2 separate regions of the Homo sapiens genome follow, and region 2 is linked to region 1. Evidence: chromatin loops called from intact Hi-C (ENCODE). Cell type or tissue: IMR-90. All regions are shown on one strand.

Region 1 (2,500 bases):
CCTGGAGATCAGGCAAATATCTTTCATTATTAGTTCCTCTGAGGTTGGAACGTATACCTCATGGCCCAAAGCCCCCATCATAAATCACATTGTTACTCCATCCAGTGGCCAATAAACATACTTCTGTGAGGCAGGACATTCCAGAGGCCGAGAGATCACCTCCCCACAGGTGGGGGCAAAGGCCAGACCTGAGTTTGGGTGAGGTTAAATTCTTCATGGTCAGGCGCGGTGGCTCATACCTGTAATCCCAGCACTTTGGGAGGCCGAGGTGGGCAGACCGCGAAGTCAAGAGATCGAGACCATCCTGGCCAACATGGTGAAACCCTGTCTCTACTAAAAATACAAAAATTAGCTGGGCATGGTGGCATGCGCCTGTAGTCCCAGCTTCTTGGAAGGCTGAGGCAGGAGAATCGCTTGAACCCAGGAGGCAGAGGTTGCAGTGAGCCGAGATCACGCCACTGCACTACAGCATGGTGACAGAGTGAGACTCCGTCTCAAAAAAGAAAAAAAATTCTTCACTACACACTAATGACCCACTACACAACCCAAGAACTAGATCCCAAGTTTTCATATTAGGATTTTTTGTGTGTTGTTTCTGCCCTTTTTTAGCCATGTAATCTTAGGCAAGTGACTTACACTCTGAGCTTCAATGTCCTTGTCTTTGAAATGGGGTGATCATATGCTAGTTGTTATTTATATGTAAAGCATTGCTGTAGCCTGCACAAATTAAGCATCGTGACTTGTCCTGCCTGCTGTGCCTTAGAGAGCCTGGGTCCCGGGAGGTCTTGGGGTCTTTGCAGTTGAGAGCATTGAATTGTGCAGTGTCTCAGTGACTGAAACCACCATAGAAGGTAAGCCAGTGTGTGACACCTGGAGGAACAGCTGGTTAGTTTATGAATTATCTGGAGGCATTGGCTTTGCTTTCATTCAGCCACACCAAGGACAGTGAATAGTTTTAAGACTCTCCCAGAGTACCTCAGTTCCCACGAGACCTTTTTCCTGACTTGATGGAGAGTTTTATGTTCTCTGTTGTAGACTGGGGCTGTCTAATGTCCTGGAAACCCAGCCCCCTGGTGGCTGGCAGGATCCAGCCTAGGCCTCCTGGAGCAGTTGCTGGCGCTTTGCATCGTGTTGTGTGGTGAAGCTCGTGAGTGTGTGTGCGGGTAGACAGCTGGCAGCCTTCCCTGCGGGATGTGGAAGGAGGATTCTGCATTTCCCCACCATGCGTCTTGGGAATTACTCATCCAAAAAGTATTGTGGAAAAGCAGGCAGAGTGAAACACGGAGGCATTGCACTTAACCCTTCCCTGGAAATGCCATCCTTGAGTTTAGCGTCTGAGCTTTCTGTTTATTCTGCTTGTGTGCTGAATTGCCTTCCTTCTTGTTGGTGTGCATAGGGGTCTGCACATTGGGCACTTATAAATATTATCCCACCTATCAAGTGAAGAAAAAAATGAACTCTCAAACACCCATCACTTCCTCTTTTTCTATCACAGATGTGAGGAAAAAACAGATGTTTGAAAGAATTGATAGTTTGAAGGTGTTGTATTGATTACATCATGGCCAGGAGAGATGAGCAACAGATAAGTGTGGGTGATCACTGAGAATTCATGAGGAAATGTTTATTGAATTATAACTACGATGGCGACCATGTACTGAGTGTGTGTTATACTAGGCACTGTGCATGTTAATTCTTCCCCATTTTAAAGGCAGAGATTACAACTTTACACATTGTTGAAATGAAATTTTTGCCTCATTAAACTTGGGCACATGTATAATCGCAAGTAAAATTAAAATTATTATTTTGAGATGGAGTCTCGCTCTGTCGCCCAGGCTGGAGTGCAGTGGTGTGATCTCGGCTCACTGCAACCTCCGCCTCCTGGGTTCAAGCGATTCTCCTGCCTTAGCCTCCCTCGTAGCTGGGACTACAGGCGCCTGCCACCACGCCTGGCTCATTTTTTGTATTTTTAGTAGAGACAGGATTTCACTGTGTTATCCAGGATGGTCTCAATCTCCTGACCTCGCAATCCGCCCGCCTCAGCCTCCTAAAGTGCTGGGTTTGCAGGCATGAGCCACCACGCCCGGCCAAAATTATATTTTTAAAAATGGATAACATAGGTGGTTTGGGGTAAAGCCAAGGTTTGAACCTGTTCTCTACCTTACGGCGTAGCCCACTCTAACTACAATTCTGTGTGTCCTTAGTAGTAATAGCAGTGGAATATTATTGATCTATTATCATCATTGTTAGTAATAATAATATTAATATTTATCTTGATATTCTAAATAGGACAGTGGATGTGAATGCTTCATGCATCGGGTAGTGAGATCTATCACAGTGGTGGTAAGAAACATTCAAGTGAGAGTCAAAGTGACAGGTTCTCATCCTCCTGACCCCAGTTCTTACTGTGTTACCTTGGCCAATACTTTTCATCTTCTTGCATCAGTCCTTGAAATAAGATAATGAAGAGGGCTCACTTCCTCTCACTTTGAAACAAGTTAGT
Region 2 (2,500 bases), 130 kb before region 1:
TGTCATTGTCATCACCCAGCCAAAGACTCTTTTCCTTCCAACATGTTTTTCCCTTTGACCTCAAAATAAACAATGTGTTCTAAAGGCTCTGGGGCACTCTCAAAATGCTTCTCTGACCTCGGATAGGACCATGCTTACCCATTAATTTCCAGATCTGACCTTTTCACTACACCTTTAAGCATAACTCTTTCAAAAGGCAAAAATAGAAATGACTGTTTCATTTCACCAAATTCAAGTCGCCAAGAGTGAGAACGTGTGGTTTTCACCGGTACGTTTGGGGACCAGTTTGTTGTCACTGAAACTGCCTGATATCGGGTCGGAGTGGCTGGGTATTTTTCAGTCCTTGGGGTTATAACTCAAATGTTGGAAGTGGTATCTTTTATAGGTAAAATTGAGGGAGGGGAGCATCAAAATGTGTGCGATGCAGATAATAATTTGCCAAGTTTTCTAATTTTTTTCATTAAAAAAGAACATACAGAAGAGTCTACAAGTAGGGCAGGCAGCCTTCATTCCTATGCTCTTTTCCTTGAGGGACACCTTCCCTAACCAAATAATTGAAAATAAATGGGAATTGTGGGAACAGAGGAAGACAAGAAGGAAAACTAAAAACCCAGGACCTAATCTTCCAGGGGCAGGCAGGCCACTTTTGTAGCTCAGATTCTGACCTTTTCTCCAATCAAAGAGTTCGAACAGACTGACTGATTGGAGTGCTCTGTCAGCATTAAACTCAATGCAGGGTTCTGCTCTGGCACCTTTAGGGGTGGTGGTTTAGACCCTCTGCGTGCCATGTCTTATCACCAGCACTGCTAACTGAATGGGATGCATTTTCAAAGACAGGAGAGGGTTTGAAAAACCCCAGGGCATGCTCGGAGCCTGCAGGCATTTGTTTGCTGCTGAGAACCATGGCAAGCATTTTTGACATTTTTATCAGAGTCTTAGTTAAACAATTATGTGGAGGACTGATAAAGAAGTGTGTGATAGGAGACTTCATAATTTAAAGTGCCCAAATTTGGTGAGCTTTATACTCATGTGAAATGGAAATGAAAACATGGCATGTTTTGGAATTCCTGATTCTGCTTATTTGCTTTAATAGCAGATCATTGCATAAACACTGACTCATTGCATTCTATACTGAAAGGAAGATATGGTTTGCTGTGTTCAATCTGGTCTGGCTTCCAGAACACAGTATAGAACAAGTGCCAGAAGAAGGGATGAGCTCAGCTTTATAGGTGACTGGAGAGATACCCAATTCCATGTTTTGTGCTGTACAAACACATGACCTTACATGAAGTTTTGCATAAAATATTGAAACAATACATTTCTCTTTATAAATATGTATGTAATCTGTTCTAGAGTGTATGGAGTAGACAGTAAAAAAAAATAGAATCTTCTTATTTTTGGAAGTGGGGTGAAGACGCAGGTGTGCATATGCTGCCACCTGCGTGTTATTTCACTGAGTTTTGTCAGGTTCTTTTCTTACTCATCTGCACTTTGTATGTTACCTTAAGCGCTGTAACCATTCTAAGCTGCCAGGGACATGGGTATGCAATCAAAGTCAACACTGTGATTAAAACCACCTCCTGTTGTTTACCTTTTTAGAAATTTTAATAATACAGTCAAGTCTGAAAGAGCAGAACTTTTCTCAAAGCTACACACTTGGTTGCCTCTTCTTGATTAATGCATGGGGGTGGTCACTGTAACCTAAGGTCTGACAGATGGTGCGGAGATTGATGAAGTTAAGGCCTGTTAGGTATTCCGAGTGTCTTATAAAGAAAAATAGGCTACCTTAATTCAAATTGTTGTTGCTCTTCCAACCTTCTCTTATGTAAACTCCCTGTATATTACAATGACAGACTCTCTCTCTTTCTGTCTCACACACACACACACACACACACGCATGCATGCACACATACGCACACTCCTGACATGCTCTACTGAAAGCTGCCCAGCTACAGAGAGGTGCGAATCTAATCCAGGGCACATGGCTGCTTTGCATTTCACTGGCTGTCTAGTGTCACTCTATGATATAGGCATAAGGTCATGACTGTGAGCTATCATTGTCACTTATCTTAATATTAAAACCCCTCTGATCCAATCTGTCTGCCTTATCTATTACATCATTCACATATCTAGATTCTTCAAACTTAACTACTCATTGCAGCAAACTCAGGAATGCCGAGCTCTAAGGCATCTCCATTTACTTCGTTCATCTCAATCTCAAATTACTAACCATAGTTCAGTTTCAGGATGACACTGAAAATTCAAAATTACTTCCTGTGATTAACTTACATTGTGATGGTTGGGAATTATTTCGCAGAAGACCTGTTCATCTTCTGATGAAGCCCTTTTCAAGTTTTGAATTGTGTGTGTGTGTGTGTGTGTGTGTGTGTGTTTTAATTGCCAGAAGTCTTTCAGATAGCAGGGAGATTATTGGAATGAGAAAGCAAAGCTTGTATGAAAACTTGTGGCAAAAGGTCATCTGTGCTGTGGGGGAAATTTC

Evidence for each region. Peaks named below come from ENCODE experiments on the same cell type or tissue, not always from the same donor. Only the 100,000 strongest peaks of a DNase experiment are listed, where the experiment ranks them.
Region 2: a loop joins it to region 1, with 4 times the contacts of the local background. A loop is called at or near these places in 8 of 110 quality-filtered maps.

The regions. Positions count from the first base shown.
Region 1 is chr6:16,337,798-16,340,297 of GRCh38, reverse strand. The region is part of intron 6 of ATXN1 (ataxin 1); the gene reads left to right. Among named protein-coding and RNA genes, the nearest start is that of GMPR, 100 kb to the right of the region's middle. In IMR-90, a CTCF peak has its summit at 1,084 (motif pointing left); a DNase peak (open chromatin) is centred at 1,167; H3K27ac peaks cover 599 bases.
Region 2 is chr6:16,471,084-16,473,583 of GRCh38, reverse strand. All of the region lies in intron 6 of ATXN1 (ataxin 1), which reads left to right. Among named protein-coding and RNA genes, the nearest start is that of GMPR, 230 kb to the right of the region's middle. RefSeq lists an enhancer at 329-408. In IMR-90, no CTCF peak of the experiment used is centred here; a DNase peak (open chromatin) is centred at 1,103; H3K27ac peaks cover 2,003 bases.